Linked DNA regions of Homo sapiens: regions 2, 3, 4 and 5 are each linked to region 1. Evidence: chromatin contacts called from ENCODE Hi-C data. All regions are on one chromosome and are shown on one strand. Each heading gives the region's core, a stretch centred on a gene start or an enhancer-like site at or near the end of the contact. The rest is flanking DNA. Distances are from core to core; before and after follow the strand shown.

The links. A loop is a pair of places that touch in the nucleus more often than their neighbours do. Pooled maps may share reads with other maps.
Region 2: a loop to region 1 is called in a map of CD4-positive, alpha-beta T cell, with 7 times the contacts of the local background. The contact joins the promoter of SLC7A1 here to the promoter of CPAP in region 1. A Hi-C loop is called at or near these places in 2 of 168 maps with a recorded cell type or tissue (CD4-positive, alpha-beta T cell and CD8-positive, alpha-beta T cell) and 6 of 50 pooled maps.
Region 3: a loop to region 1 is called in a map of naive thymus-derived CD4-positive, alpha-beta T cell, with 22 times the contacts of the local background. The contact joins the promoter of SLC46A3 here to the promoter of CPAP in region 1. A Hi-C loop is called at or near these places in 1 of 168 maps with a recorded cell type or tissue (naive thymus-derived CD4-positive, alpha-beta T cell) and 11 of 50 pooled maps.
Region 4: a map of CD8-positive, alpha-beta T cell shows a loop between it and region 1 (9-fold over the local background). The contact joins the promoter of FGF9 here to the promoter of CPAP in region 1. A Hi-C loop is called at or near these places in 2 of 168 maps with a recorded cell type or tissue (CD4-positive, alpha-beta memory T cell and CD8-positive, alpha-beta T cell) and 9 of 50 pooled maps.
Region 5: a loop to region 1 is called in a map of naive thymus-derived CD4-positive, alpha-beta T cell, with 7 times the contacts of the local background. The contact joins the promoter of PAN3 here to the promoter of CPAP in region 1. A Hi-C loop is called at or near these places in 1 of 168 maps with a recorded cell type or tissue (naive thymus-derived CD4-positive, alpha-beta T cell), 2 of 37 single-sample maps with no recorded cell type and 10 of 50 pooled maps.

The regions. Positions count from the first base shown.
Region 1 is chr13:24,921,372-24,924,382 of GRCh38, forward strand. It overlaps CPAP (centrosome assembly and centriole elongation protein), which reads right to left and starts at 1,490. Exons shown (of 17, transcript NM_018451.5): 1 at 1,390-1,490. RefSeq lists enhancers at 634-1,535, 1,536-2,437.
Region 2 is chr13:29,594,161-29,597,171 of GRCh38, forward strand. SLC7A1 (solute carrier family 7 member 1) reads right to left here and starts at 1,528. Exons shown (of 13, transcript NM_003045.5): 1 at 1,256-1,528. RefSeq lists silencers at 192-486, 655-1,894 and an enhancer at 415-544.
Region 3 is chr13:28,717,530-28,720,540 of GRCh38, forward strand. SLC46A3 (solute carrier family 46 member 3) reads right to left here and starts at 1,441. Exons shown (of 6, transcript NM_181785.4): 1 at 967-1,441; 2 at 281-493. The coding sequence starts at 469.
Region 4 is chr13:21,669,509-21,672,519 of GRCh38, forward strand. FGF9 (fibroblast growth factor 9) reads left to right here and starts at 1,565. Exons shown (of 3, transcript NM_002010.3): 1 at 1,565-2,681. The coding sequence starts at 2,405. RefSeq lists silencers at 383-642, 1,423-1,472, 1,493-1,552.
Region 5 is chr13:28,137,092-28,140,102 of GRCh38, forward strand. It overlaps PAN3 (poly(A) specific ribonuclease subunit PAN3), which reads left to right and starts at 1,454. Exons shown (of 19, transcript NM_175854.8): 1 at 1,454-1,996. The coding sequence starts at 1,567. PAN3-AS1 (PAN3 antisense RNA 1) reads right to left here and starts at 2,083. Exons shown (of 2, transcript NR_029383.1): 1 at 1,456-2,083; 2 at 1-1,314. RefSeq lists silencers at 1,299-1,408, 1,599-1,678, 1,719-2,118 and an enhancer at 2,201-2,495.

The DNA of each region.
Region 1 (3,011 bases), core at 240-2,739:
ATACTGAAGACCACCTGGTCTGTACGCCTGGAACCGCCATTCTTTCTTCCCAAATAAAACGTTAAACTTAAGAGATTCATCTCCAAATTTTTGACTTCAACAACTGGGAAGGTTAATACAGGGGGTGGATACACTTAGGCTGTACACTTAAGATTAGCGCACTTTACTGGATATCTGTTATTCCTGAATAATTTGTAAAAACTTTTTCTAAGCAAATTGTTTTTCAGTAGGAAACCAATCTAAAAAAGTAATGACTTTTTTTTTTTCAAAATCAACCACGTAACTTTGCTTAATTTCAATGACCTTAGCAGAAAATCTTTCGAAATCCAAATTCAGAAGGGAGACAAACTACAAGGTCATTTCATAATATGGAAAACTAGAAAAATTCCCTACTAGACTGACAAGTGCAAGCAGTCTTGGGATGCAGCAGCCAGACTTTTGCATCTCCTCCTCCAACTCCCCACCAAACACACCTTCTATACCTTCAATTTCATGACCGCGATTCTAAAAATATATTTAATGTCAGCATGAAGTATAAAAAAAGCGTCACCAGAACCTGCTACTTATTATTGATACTGAGGTCTTGGTAAAGGGAGCATTGATAATATATATGCCGAGATAGGATTAGTATGTGGACTCAGACTTTACAGATATCAAAATCTGAAGGACACGGGTGCACGTGTATGTCAAACTCATCAAATGGAATGCATTTAAACATGTGCCATTTTTATTGTATAGCAATTATACCTCAATAAAACTTTTAAAAAATGTAACAAACTGACAGCCTTGAAATCTCCAGAAAGTGCTATGTAAACATTCTTTAAAGCAGTATTGAAAAAAAGATAAATTCTCTGCACGGTGAGGGAGGAGAGTGGATACAAACAGCAAATTCAAAGCCACTCTTAGACCGTGAGAAGTAACTAGTTGGTCTGGGAAGTGATTTAGCAGTCCCCTAAAATACAACACGTTCTTGAAAGCCATGAATCCACACGAAGCTTCAAGAGAGAAGCCCTTGACAAAGCTGGGGCAAGACCGGCCCTTAGGACAGCCAGCAACGCTACTTCACCACCCTGCTCCAGCGGACTGCGGCTGCCGCGCTGCCCACAGGAACTCAAGTTCCGCCACAGCCAGGTCAGAGAGACAGACACCCCAGAGAGGCCGGCTTCCCCAGCTCTGCGAAGAACAAAGCAGCGCGAATGAACGAAGCCACTGAACTGCCGTGGGCCTCAGCGCGCCCGTGGGCCTGAGCGCGTCCCGGCGCCCCGCTCCCTCCTCGCCCCGCCGAGCCAACCCCGAGGTCCGAGCAGAGTCCTGCCCGCCCACCGCCGTCCATCTCCGGCGCAGGGCGGCGGACAAAGAGCTCCTCCGCTCTTTTCGCCCACAAATTACCGCTCCGTGAAGCCTGGGCAGCTCAGCAGCACGAACCGACACCTCAATCTCCGCAGCATTTACAAATGGGCCGCCACAATCGCCGCCTCTGTCGGAGCCCCGCCCCCGTCCCGAGGTCCTGTGGGAAGTGAGGATCTCACCCGCGCGTCTGCGCTAAAGCGCAGGCACCGCTGAGCCCAGTGAAACTACAACTCCCAGTGACGCCACAGCGACGGGCGTTGCCCGGCGGGGGATGGACTGCGCGCCGCCTTCCGACCAGCAGCGGGCCAGTGGTCGACGTAGGCGGGCGGCGTGGCGGGGCGGAAAACCGTTTCCGGGAGAGACCTTCCGTGGTGGACGTCGCCCCAGGCTCCCACACTTAGAAAACTAAAGGGAACGCCTAACGGAGCGATGGATCTCCGTGTTCCCAGCAAAGCAGGGAGCACGGAGAGTCAAAGCTAACATAGAGCCCAACCGACGCTTAAAGGAGGTGTTTTGGGTTTTGTTTTTTTTTTTTCTATTTGCGTACGGTCTATTTTGTCGTTTTTTTGGTTTGGTTTGGTTTTTTTCTTTGTTTTCCGCTTTGGCTGAGGTGACTTAGTAAAGGAGAAAAAGGGCAGTCCGCTACACCATTTCGTAAGACGAAAATAACCCTATGAGAATTCACTCCAAAAATAGGCATCTTTCATCTCTCCTCAAATGGCTAATCGGTGGTTTGGCAGAGTGTGTCCATTAGATTCTGAAACTAGTTTGAATACTGACAGTGCAGAATTCAAGAAATTTTTTTGTTTTGTTTCGTTTTAACTGCCACGGCCCTTTAATCTAGGAAGTTACAGCACCGTGAGTTACCACAGTACTACATACCTGGCTTCCATGTCTGATTAAACAGCAGGCCAAGTAAAATGTTTAAAGAAATCAAATGAAGTGCCATTTATAACCGTTATAACTGAAACAAACGACTGCTAAAGACAAAACTATTTCACAGAAATTTGGTCCTCCAAAATTTGTTTTGCTTTCTACTTCAAAAAGAGTCTACTTCTCTAAATCAAGATTTCGGTTTTGCTTCTTTTTTCAATTTTTCTTTTCTTTTTTTAATTTTTATTTTTTGAGATGGAGTCTCGCTCTGTTGCCCAGGCTGGAGTACAATGGCGCGATCTCCGCTCACTGCAAGCTCTGCCTGCCGGGTTCACGCCATTCTCCTGCCTCAGCCTCCCGAGTAGCTGGGATTACAGGCGCCCGCCACCACGCCTGGCTAATTTTTTTATTTTTATTTTTAGTAGAGAAGGGGTTTCACCGTGTTAGCCAGGATGGTCTTGATCTTCTGACCTCGTGATCCGCCCGCCTCGGCCTCCCAAAGTGCTGGAATTACAGGCGTGAGCCACCGCGCCCGGCCCAATTTTTCTTTTTAATTTTCACTGTGGGTGAGGAAGCTAAAGCCCGAGACTTCCGAGATCACACAGCTACTTAAGATGCCAGACAAGGACCCAAACAATCTTCCTTTTCATTTATGATAGCCCTTTGGCTTGAAAGCATGCCCAAAAGTCTCATCATTCTTCCTAAAATGTGTATCTTTAAGGATAGTCGCAATATCCTCTATTTTTGTGCCTATATTTTATTCGTATGTTTTTATTTTAATATAGTAT
Region 2 (3,011 bases), core at 278-2,777, 4.7 Mb after region 1:
TTAGGAAAAATCCCAGATAAATTATAATTCGAATTAAATACAATTAGGGCATTCGGCCAGAGGCCGACATACACAATTCTACTAGTCGAATGTAAGTAAGATAAAAGGCACATTCTTTAGGGAGATACACCTGGGATTGAAATCTCAACCATCTGGTAACTATGTCTGGACTAAAACCCAACACATGAGGGCATGGCGGTGATGACGTGAGTATTGGGAAATGTAGGTTATTTATTTATTTTTTTCCTGAAGGCACATGTCTGACTATCCTAGTCACACAAGTCAAACACAACTGCTGTCTGGTTCCCCCATCCCCTGGAAAGGGTCAGGAGCTGAACCAGCAGGCTGTTGTAGTACTACAGTGCAGCTGCCGCTCTGTGTACGCGCAGGTTTTAGAATGACTCTGACCTGCCCATGCCTGGGAAGTTTTCTACTACGCAGAAAGGAACACCCTGAGAATACGGTGTCTTGCTAAAGGCGGAAGAACTTCCTCTCATTCCAAACCATGTGGAGGGCTTGAGGAACCCGGCCTTTCCAGGCCACACTGGGTCACAAGGAAGCCCACCTAGGGGAGACTTCCTCAAAGCAATCTTGGGGACCCAGACGAGAGGTGCAGGCGGCGCGTCCCGGGTTCTAGGGACAAGCGGAGAGCCAGGCGCCCTAGGTCAGGGCGGCCACCGGGCGGGGATGGCAGCAGAGTCCCTGGGCCGGCCACCTGCCGCGGGACCACCCTCCGGGCGGCCGGGCAGAGTCCCCACCCACGGCTGATGACACATCCCCGGACCTCGTGGCGGGGCGGGGTGCTCTGCACCGCGCCATGTAAGGGAAGGTCTCCTCGCCGCCGGCGGGCTCCGTGTGCCTCCCAGTCTGGCCCCCGTGCCCGCCGCCCGCCTACGCACCCCGACCACCCCGTGCGTAGCGGCGCGCGGGTCCCCGGACAGGCGCGCGGAGCGGGCATCGCCAGATCGCCCACGCTTACTCACTCGGTGTTGCATCATGCACCACGCCGCGGTTTCAGGGAGCCAAAATGGACTCCGTGGAGGCGACAGTCGCATGGGCACCAGCCCCGCTCGCCCACTCCGGGGCCCGCCCGGCCCTGGTCCTGGCCCTTCCCAGAGGATGGCAGCGTTCCCGGCGCGGGGGCCCTCGCCACTCCCGCGCCGCCCTGCCGCGGCCCCACGCGGCGCCAGGGCCCCCTCCGTGATGACCCGGGCCCAAGGAGCTGCCCCCTGCGTTGGCGGGGCCGGGCACTCACCAAGCCGGCGGCGGCGGGGCTCCGGCAGGATCGCGAACAGACAGACTGTCGGACGCGCTCAAGGACCAACGGACGCTCGGCCGGCGAGACCGGGCGGGGCGGGGCGGGGCGGGGGCGCGGCGCGCGGGGAGAGGAGTGGAGGCTGCGGTTAGCGGGAGCCCGCGGCCGCGTGCGCGCCTGCCAGGTAGTTGACCCGCTGCTCACACCTGCCTGCGCGGACTGAATGGGCGCCGAGGGCTGGCGGGTTCCGGCGCCAGGTTTCATCAGCAGTGCGCCCGGCCCCCGCCCCTCGCGCTCCGCGCCCCGCGCCCCACGCCCGCCCCCGGACCAGGCAGCCCCGGCCCGCTCGGCCGCGTCACCGCCGGGCACCAATGGGAGCGCGGCGCGGCGGCGGCTGCCAGCCCAGAGGCTGCGGCCGGGGACCGACGCGCCCTTGGTGGGCGGGGCGGCTGAGTCTTCGCGCGCCCAGCGCCCCAACCTGGGGTTCCCGCGGCGGGCGGGCGGGCTGCGCCTCCGCTCGCCTTCTCAGTAGCTCCGTAGGCGTGTGGCCGTTTCTCCGCCAATCTGAGCGCACCGCGCCACAGCATCCTGTGGTCCCCTGCAGATCCCACAGCGCCCTGGCCAGAACTAGTGCTGCAGGTCCGGCCGTGCCAACCCCCTCCCGGCGGGCCCCAGGGAGCTCACACGGAACTCGAGACCAGTTTTCCTTCTCCAAAATAAAAGATTTGGTATGCACTTAAAAGGTTTAAACTGTTTTCTTTTCATTTTAGAGACAGGGTGTTACTCTATTGCCCAGGCTGGAGCGCAGTTCACCTTAACCTCGAAATCCTGGCCTCAAGCGATCCTCCCGCCTGGGCCTCCCAAAGCGCCCTAGGATTACAGTCCTGAAACACTGCACCGGCCTAAAAATTATTATAAATCTTCATGTCTTTGTTATTGGATTATTTTATTACTATTCCTTTGCCCTTGCTAATACCTTATCCTTGCCAGTTGTCAGAAGAGCCCCAAAGCTTGAATCTACCTGTGCCCCCTTGGCAGTGGCAAATGCACAAACGGCTAGTCAGAACGGCTCACTTTTGCAGTTACCCCCCAGGAAGTGGCAGAAGCTTCAGTCCTGAATCACACCGTGCTCACCTTTTAAGCTCCCTCCTTGTCTCCTTTTGTACCAAAAGCCAAGCGAGAATCATAATCTTTAAAGATCCAGTGATCTGGGACTTGGGATAGGTAAACAGGGCATAAATTAATAATGCCATCCTTCTTCTATCTTATAGGAAAACAGAAAAACAGTGGACGGTGTCCGTGGTCTTTGAATCCTTTCTACAGGTCCTTCTCAAATATCAGCTGCTGAACTATTCCCTTGGAATTAGACTAGCAATTTATAAAGTACATAACTGCATGGTGCTAGCTTCAGAAAAAGTGTTCTGTTGTTGTTGCTGTTGTCATTTGTTTGTTTTTTAGAGACAGGGGTCTCACTCTGTCACCCAGGCTGGAATGCAGCGGTACAATCATAGCTCACTGGAACTTCAAATTCCCAGGCTCAAGCCATCCTCCTGCCTCAGCCTCCCAAGCAGATGGAACTACAGGCTTGTGTCATCACGCCTAGTTAATATTTTTTCTACATATAGACACGGGTTTTTGATATGTTGCATAGGCTGGCCTCAAATACCAGCTGTCTAGCGATCATTTTGCCTCAACCTCCCCTAGCATCGGGACTACAGGGATGAGCCAGAAAAAGTCCCCAGAAAAAGTTTTAATG
Region 3 (3,011 bases), core at 191-2,690, 3.8 Mb after region 1:
GCCACAGAAGAGATGACACTGTGGTGAAATTTTCCGAGAGAAAGGAGAAGAGCTAGTGTCACAGAGCAGGAGGGTGTTTTAAGAAGAAGAGGCAGATTTGAAAGGTGTCAGGAAACTTCAAATGAGGTGAGTTCCCAGTAAAGGCCATTAGGTTTGGGATTTAGGACTTTGATGGCCGCCCTAGAGAGACCAATGGATGATGAGTTCACGGTCCTCTTTAACTCAAAGCCCGGTATACATTCCCATTTTATTAAATACTATGGATATTGTAATTTCTTACCTCCTGGAATGCAAAAATTGGGCTGCTTTTGTTTTTTTCACACTCAGAAATATTGCTATCAGATGAAAAAGTGTAGTTGCCAGTTTCTTCCCATATTCTCCGATAAACATATTGCGTTGTCAGTGGACCGGTCAAAGTCATAGCAAATGCACTAAGGAAAATGGCAGGTTCTACAAATAAAATCTTCATATTGCCTGGGTAGGTAGCTGTATTCTATAAAAAGTGAAAACGGAGAAAGATCATCTGTCTCATCCCAGAGGCTAGATATTCAAAGATGGGTAAGTTTGAGCAATTTTGTGGAGTAAATGTTTAAACAAGCAAACTAGAGAACAGAAAAGGCAGTAAGCACTTTCTCAGAGAATAACTTTTACTTTGGAGTAGAGTACTCTGTAACAACCTGAGGCTGCCATGCTTTCCATTTTTATGAGTAGGACATTGTAGGACTCAAGCCGCCTTTGAGTCTTTGAAATCATAAACTGTCACCCATCTTGGTTAGCCAATGATCACAGTACAGTTCCCACACTGTATATTGCCAACTGATTTTTCGTAAGTTCAACAATGAGGTTCCTTTTGGGAAGCGACAGTTGCACAATTGTTATTGTTATTTTGCTGCGTATTAAAAACGGACAGGGAGGGGGCGTTTTAAAAAGCAGCTCCCAATCGAAAGGGCCTTATTTTTAACTCACCCCACGATTACAGTCTTCCTGCCAGGCTGGGTACAGGTCGGGCCGTGCCAGGGGCTGTCGCCTCGGATGCCCTGCGCTCGTGCGCGCCCGGGTTCAAGGGCAGCCTCTGGACTGGGGCAACAGAGGACGCGCCGGGGACAGTAACCTCGGACTACGCGGCCGGCGCTGGGGTGGGGAGAGTACTTTCCCGTCGAACTCGACCAAATTACGCTTGTCGGGGAGTCTCAAGCGTATTGTAAAGCAAACCTCGGCAAGCGCACTTCCGCGTCCCGAGTGACACCTGCAGGGTTCTCCGGCAGCCCTCGGCTTCCCCGCGGCCCTGCGGACCTCGGCCTCAGCGCGGCGCGGCGGGGCGCGGAGCAGCTGCTCCTTCTGCGCAGTGGACAATCGGCCAATCGGCGCCTCCGTCGGTCGGTCAGCGGCCCTGCCAGCGCTAGGCGATGACTCGGCCGCAGCCAGCTGAGCATCGCTGTCCGCCGAGGAGGCGGGGTCGGCTGCCGCGGCGCTGTCACTGTTCTACCCGGCTCTCCTGCGATTGGGCCCAGCGGTCGGTGCCCCAGCGGCGATTGGTCCACCCGGACGTCACTCTCCCCTGGAGAGTGGCTAGTGGATCGTGCACCCACCCTCGGAGGCCCGGAGTGGATCCCGCGCGACCGAGCAGCCACTCAGCACCGCTGTTGAGTGGTGGGCCGCGCCGCAGGCTCAACAGCTCTGGAGTTGCAAAGCATTTCTGAATCCGAATATCCTTTCTCATAGAAACACATAAAACAACAGTTGGAAAAGTAACATGTTTGGGCTGTAGCCCCCAGCAGGATCCCGGTCGGCCCGCAGAAGAGGGGAATGGGCGCAGGTGGAGGGCATAGGAAAGAGAGTGCTCAATGCAGAGTTAGCGGAGGGTTGGAATGTGGTCGCTGGCTTTTCCTGGGGAGGGGAGGGGGGACTTGGGCAAATCGTTAAATTTTCATGAACCTCCATGTCTTTATCTGCCACGTGGGGATGATAAGTCTTACAGGGTTGTCTAATTAAACACTCAGCATGTATACACAACACAGCCCCTGGACATAGGAGGAGTTGTCAGTGCTCTCCAACACACCCACCAGGAACAACTTGTAGTAAAAGAATTGAGCTACTACTTCTTGAAGCCAGGAGAAATGCATGCATGAGGAACCGTGGGGGCATCTCAGTAAGAAGGTGTTAGAATTTACTATGGGCTTGCGTTATGTGATTTTGGGAAGAGTTCAAGAAAGCAAGGCCTTACTCTGGATTGGTTGCTGTCAGGAAATGGCAGTAATTCTATGATTGGGTATCTTAATAAGTCTTATTTAGGAGTCAAGACTAGACAGAGGCTAAAGCCATGAATGATAAAGAAGCAACAGTCACACATATTTGTCATTTTTGTGGTTTAGACAGTGCCTAAATTTTGTCCGTGTTCAGACAAAATTATGACGTGGTCTTGTTTTTGTCTTGATCATGGTTACAGAATGCTCTTGTCTGACTTTGGTGTTCCGTGAAATTGTTTTCATTCGACAGAACACCATGGTCCAGAAAAGTTCTTAGCAACACCAAGGCCCAGCTGATAGTTCCAGCACCTGGATGTCAGAGCTGCTTTCTCTTCCTCAGCACTCCTTAAATGACAGTTGTGTCACTGAATGCAGAGTTAAACGTCTTAGGTTTGAGTCCTAACTGATACTTAGTAGCTGGTAACCTTGGACTTGCCACTTAATCTTACTTCCCAGCTTCTTCAAATCAGCATTTATGAAGCACTTGTTATGAGTTTCAAACAATGGAGCATGGATATTGGAAAGAAGATAAACAAACATGAGTAAGATACAGTTTGCAAGGAAGACATAATATTTTAAGTTGCAGTACTTTGTACTAAGTACTATATTATTCTAAACGGCACTTAGAAGATGTCCTTTTTTTTTTTTTTTTTTTTTGAGGTGGAGTCTCGCTCTGTCACCCAGGCCGGAGTGCAGTTGCAGGATCTTGGCTCACTGCAACCTCCGCCTCCCGGATTCAAGCAATGATCCTGCCTCAGCCTCCTG
Region 4 (3,011 bases), core at 315-2,814, 3.3 Mb before region 1:
AGGTCGCTGGCACCTCCAGCGCCCCCGAAATCTGCAAATTCATCGCTCCCTTTCGTCTTCAGGCGAAGCCCTCCCGTCCGGAGTAGGGCCAGCCCCAGTTATGCATCTCCAGCCTTTAGCTGACTACTAAGGCGGATCCGACTTCTCCCCCATAACCAGGTTTTGATTCGCTTCCCCACCGCAGGGGTTCAGTCTCTGCTTTCGACTTTGCTTCTCAGTTGCACGCCCCGCAGTGTGGAGCTGCGCTCAAGTCTCGGCAACTTTCACCATCTTGACCCGAGAGTCGGGCCGTTTCTAAGACAATGTGAACAAAGAGGAGCAGGGGGAGGGAAGGGGGGCCCCGCGGGAGGGCTGTGGGCGAGTGTGTGTGTGTGTGTGTGTGTGTGTGTGTGTGTGTGTGTGTTGGGGGGCGCCGCGCTCCGCGCCCGCCGCCACTGGGGATCCGGGCGCAGGCAGGCTGTCCCGGGCGCAGAGCGCGCCGCCTCCAGTCTCTCTGGCGGGCCCGGCCCGGCAGGGCCCCTGGCGGCCCCCGGAGGCGGGTTTCTTTGTCCCTGACTCCCGCTGGGCGCGAAGGCCGCCGGCGGCTAACAGAAACCCGAGCCCGCGCAACGGAGCTCAGGCTTCCACGTGCGGCCCCGCAGGGCAGAGCAGGAAGGAGCGGCTGCAGCCCCGGGGCGCCCCGCAAGCATCCAGTGCCCGGCCCTCCCAGCTCCGCGGCGGGCTTCGGACGGTGGAGTGAGACACCAGAACTCGCCTTTCGCTTCCCCGAGCCGATGCACGGCTTGGGATGGCGCCGCTCGTCCTAAGCAGCGTGGTTTGAGGGCGAGAAGACGCCTACTGGAGCGCTCCCCTCCACCCAGACTCCCGAAGACGCGCGCCCGAGTCGAAGTCGGGGACAGAGAAGGTTCTCTGGCGCCCCCCTGCCGACTGCTTTGCGGCCGCCGGGACCCGAGCAGCGGGGCGGGACCTAAACATAGCCCCAACCCAAAGATGCCCAGCAGAACGCTCCAAACAAAACAGAAACGGTGGCCGCATCTGCGTGTGTGTGTGTGTGTGTGTGTGTGACGGGGGAGAGGAGTTGATCTTACCTGAAACATAGTTTGCGCTTCTGTGTGTGTGGCCGAAGAATGGAAGAGAAACTGCCATGGCCATCCGAGTCCATTAAATCAACTCCCCTTCCCTCCGACTCTCTCAACTCAGTCATATTCTATAATACAACGCAAGGTTACAGAGCCCCAGTGAAAACTAGTTTCCCAGTTTCACTCTGACCCTCCATCAATGTAGCCAGCCAGCTAGATTGTAGGTTACCGGCTTCTATTCTGCAGGAGAACTTTGAGTCTCGGGAGACTCAGGGTTTCTTCCTCCCGCCTCTCGCAGTGCATCTTTCATTTGCTTTTCTTTGTAAAGCCAGGGCTCCTCGACTGCCTCCCAGGAAGTCCTGCGCTCTGGCGCGCCGCACCTCGCCTGCCGCAGAGCGGCGCGGGCAGTAAGCCGGGCGCTAGGACCGCGGGGAGCCCGGGCTGCGGCGGCGCTACCTTAAACCCAGCCCAATGCCGCTGCCTGCGCCACTCTGCGCGCCGGCGGGGGCTGCGCAGGAGGAGCGCTCCGCCCGGCTACAACGCTCCGCGAGCCGGCGCGGCAACACCTGTTCGCGGCAGCCTGGGCGGCACGCGAGCTCCCGGACGCGGCTCTCCTCGCTCGCCGCTCGCCACCCGTTCTAAGCCAATGGACATCTGCCGAGCCTCTGGAGAATCCTGGATACTAGCTTTGGACGCCTAAAGTTTCTTCTTCTTTTTGTTTTATTATTATTATCATTTTTTGGAGGGGGGACCGGGAGGGGAGATTTGTCGCCGCCACCAACGTGAGATTTTTTTTTCCCCTTGAAGGATTCATGCTGATGTCTGCAGAGTCGGTTAGAGAGTAAAAACAGCGCATGCCTTCCTGGAGTCAGGATCCGTAAATTCTGACGTAGCCCGTGCATCTTAAAAATCCCTATAATAACGCCTAGGCATTTAAGTTGCTATGGTCATTCTGATCTCAAACCAAATGGAGAAACTACGGATTTTTTTTCCTTATTACGGTCGGATGGGATGAAGACCTTCCTGCCTGCTAAGAGCTGGGGATCTATCTATAGAGATACATAGATATGTTTATCAATATGTCAGTGTGTGAGTATAAAGTGGTGGTTTCTTAGACTATCAGTGGTTTGACCTTGAACCTGTGCCAGTGAAACAGCAGATTACTTTTATTTATGCATTTAATGGATTGAAGAAAAGAACCTTTTTTTTCTCTCTCTCTCTGCAACTGCAGTAAGGGAGGGGAGTTGGATATACCTCGCCTAATATCTCCTGGGTTGACACCATCATTATTGTTTATTCTTGTGCTCCAAAAGCCGAGTCCTCTGATGGCTCCCTTAGGTGAAGTTGGGAACTATTTCGGTGTGCAGGATGCGGTACCGTTTGGGAATGTGCCCGTGTTGCCGGTGGACAGCCCGGTTTTGTTAAGTGACCACCTGGGTCAGTCCGAAGCAGGGGGGCTCCCCAGGGGACCCGCAGTCACGGACTTGGATCATTTAAAGGGGATTCTCAGGCGGAGGCAGCTATACTGCAGGACTGGATTTCACTTAGAAATCTTCCCCAATGGTACTATCCAGGGAACCAGGAAAGACCACAGCCGATTTGGTAGGTATACCATTAACCCTTTAGTGTCCATGAGATGACATGTTGAAATTATAACTACCAAGAAGGTGGTGGCCGGGTGGGGGACGTGGGAAGGGTTCTCCCCTCCTCCCCTCTTTCTCTGTATCTCTGTCTCTCTCTCTCTCTGTCTTGCCAGCTCCGAAAAAAAAATGCCTCCGGAATTGCAGATCTGCTGCTGGCACTGATGCAAGTATACACTGAAAGGCCCCCTACTTTTAATTTAAAGGGGGGCATAATTTATAAATATAATACAAGTTTCCAGTTCTTTTGCATCAGATACACGGGTTTAGGAAGTTTCTTTTGAATGGACTG
Region 5 (3,011 bases), core at 204-2,703, 3.2 Mb after region 1:
CCCAGCTCCACAGTTAAGTGTACCACAGTTTCTGGTACACGTAATGCGTGTTAATAAAGATTTGTTGAATAATCAAATAAGCGAAACTGCTTTTAAACAGAAAGCCATAATACAATGTTATTACCTTCGAATTTGGCTAGAGAACATCACCAAGCTTACCAGTTTGTGATCTAGACTCCACTTTTCCCCATTTTTTTCAGTGTGCTACTTTTGCTTATATCCATTCTTCTGTGACTTTGTTTGCCACAATTCCTTAAATACTTCCACCCCTCCTTTTCATAACAGCGATCTGCCGTTTGTGAACCTCTTTTACAGAGAAAAACTAGAATGTTACTTTTCCTTTCATAGCAATTCTTTAAAATTTCTGAAAGCCTTTAAAAGGGTATTAGCGCAAACATCAGAGATCGCTGAGGTTAAAACTATCTTTTAAAAATGAATTTCACCGTCTCAAAAAAAATAAAAATGAATTTCAAATCAAGGCTAGGCTGATTGGAGAAAAGCAACCTAGTATATTTATAAAGGTCTTCCAGTGCTGTCTAAGCAGTGTTGTCCCAGGTGGCATCCTATTTTTCATAATTTACCGAAGGCCCTTGGTAATATAAATACAGAGAATAACAGGTGCTGCACTGAGCAGGGGGTCTGTCTAAATCAACCTTTTTGGCTCCATTTTTTGACAAAGGGCCAAGAGGTTAGCGTAATCGGTCCAGTAGTTCTCATTACCTTCGAGGGGAAGGGGAAAGAGGAGAGGGGCGAAGAAAGGAAACGGGGAGAGGAAGTGTGGCAAATAGAAGATATTCTTCAGGTAGAGCCAGGGCTCGGGCCGCGTCCCCAGGTGGCCCCTCCAAACGACCGTTTACCTTGTCAATTTTCTCTTTTCAATGAAAAAAAAAAAAAAGACATCTGGCTTTTTAAGTAAGAGAATATACAAATAAGGAAGGTATCAGGTCTCGTGAGAATTCGGCGCCAGATCCGCGTCCGGAACCCCACCGAGAGCCGCCGGTCCAACCGCCGATAGCTCGCGGATGCCCCCGGGGGCCCGACGCCGGCCAGGCTTCCCCTAGCGCTCCCGCTACCCATAAGCCCTCGCGTCTCAGCGCGCACGCGCAGCGGCGACGGCCGTCTCAGGAAGAGGAAAATGGAATAAACAACTCGGAGGAACCAGAGCGCGAGAGAGCGAGTGGAGGCAGAATTTAAAAATAAACCGGCCCCTCCGCCTTCCCCACCCGCTTGCCGCTGCCGCTCCCTCTTCCCCTGCCCGCGCCCTCGAAGTCCCCGTCTGGGCCCGCGCGCTCACCCCGTCGTCCCGCGCGGCCCCTTTAAGAAAAGAGAACGAGAGAGTGAGTGAGAGAATCCCAACTCTCCCCCTACCCTCCCTCCTTCTACCCCCTCCTCCCTCCCCTCTCCCCTCCCCCTTCTCCCCGGGCGGCTCCGGCTCCCGCAGCGGGACAGACCCACCCGCCCAGGCTTTTATCCGGCACCGGCAGCGTCTTCCTTTCCTCCCCCGTCTATGGTGGTGGCGGCGGCGGCTCCTCGGGCGGCGGCGGAAGACGAGGCTGCGGCGTTGCCATGAACAGTGGCGGCGGCCTCCCGCCCCCCTCGGCCGCCGCCTCCCCTTCCTCCTCCTCGCTGGCGGCGGCGGTGGCGGTGGTGGCCCCGCCGGGGGTCGGGGGTGTCCCCGGCGGGGCGGCGGTAGGAGTGAAGCTGAAGTACTGCCGCTACTACGCTAAGGATAAGACTTGCTTCTACGGGGAGGAGTGTCAGTTCCTGCATGAGGACCCTGCCGCCGGGGCTGCCCCGGGCCTCGGCCTCCATAGCAACAGCGTCCCCCTGGCTCTGGCTGGTGCACCCGTGGCCGGCTTTCCGCCGGGAGCCGTCGCGGGCGGGGGAGCTGGGCCGCCCCCCGGGCCCAAGAAGCCGGACCTGGGGGACCCGGGGACCGGAGCCGCAGCCGGCGGAGGAGGCAGTAGCGGGGGACTCGATGGACCGCGGCTGGCAAGTGAGTGTTTTTCGGGCGGGGCGGGCCGCGGCGGCGGAGGGCAGGCCTGGGCCGGATGAGGCCCTGCTGCCGACGGGAGCTGAGCACGGCCCGCGGGCTCCCCCCCTCACCTCCCAAGGCGGTCTGAGAGGCCTAGGCCGGGCCTGAGCCCTCCTTCCTTCTTCCTGCTTCCCCTCCCCACTGCCTTCGGCAAGTCGGAGAGCGCGGGGAGGTTGGGTTCCCGGGAACGTGGGTGGGAGGACTGGGGTGATGTGAAGGGGGGGCGGGGAGGAAGGGGGATGGGCTGTGGCGTGCGGAGTGTGAGAAAGGGGGTGTCGTTTCCGGGGGGTGTGGAAAGGGGCTGGGTTTGCAGGCACATGTGTTTTGCGTGTCCTTGTGGAGTGGCGTCTGCAGAGTGTTGAGGTTCCCTAGTGGGGAGGGGTGTGTTTGTGTGTGTGTGTGTGTGTGTGTGTGTGTGTGTGTGTAGGGGGCGGGAGGTGAGGGGCGGGCTTAAGGCTTCGTGGAGTAGGTTGAAAGAACGGAAAAAGTTTGTAGAAGGCTTGCGGGAGAAAGGTTTTGCAGGCAGGAAATGCTTTCTAAGGATTAGGAGGGAGCGGACTGTCGCGTTCAAAGTGTGCTCAGGTTTAATCGAGAGTTTAGAGTAGGGATTTCACAAAGACGCATTTCATCTGAGTTTCCCTGAAAGCTAGAATAAGTTTGCTGGTGTCAGCTGGGATCCTGTCTTCTATAGCTTTGTATCAAGCAAACTCAGCATTGTGTCTTGAATGCATGTCATGTGCAGCCTGCGTTTATGTGCGACTGAGCACTTGGGTGGGGACATCTTAAGGCTGTTTATATTTCTTTTTCATGTGTTGTTGTTGTTGTTGTTGTTGTTGTTTTGGAGAGAGTCTCGCCCTGTCGCTCAGGCTGGAGTGCAGTTGCGCGATCTCAGCTCACTGCAACCTCCGCCTCCCGAGTTCAAGCGATTCTGTTGCCTCTGCCTACGGAGTAGCTGGGACTACAGGCGCGCGCCACC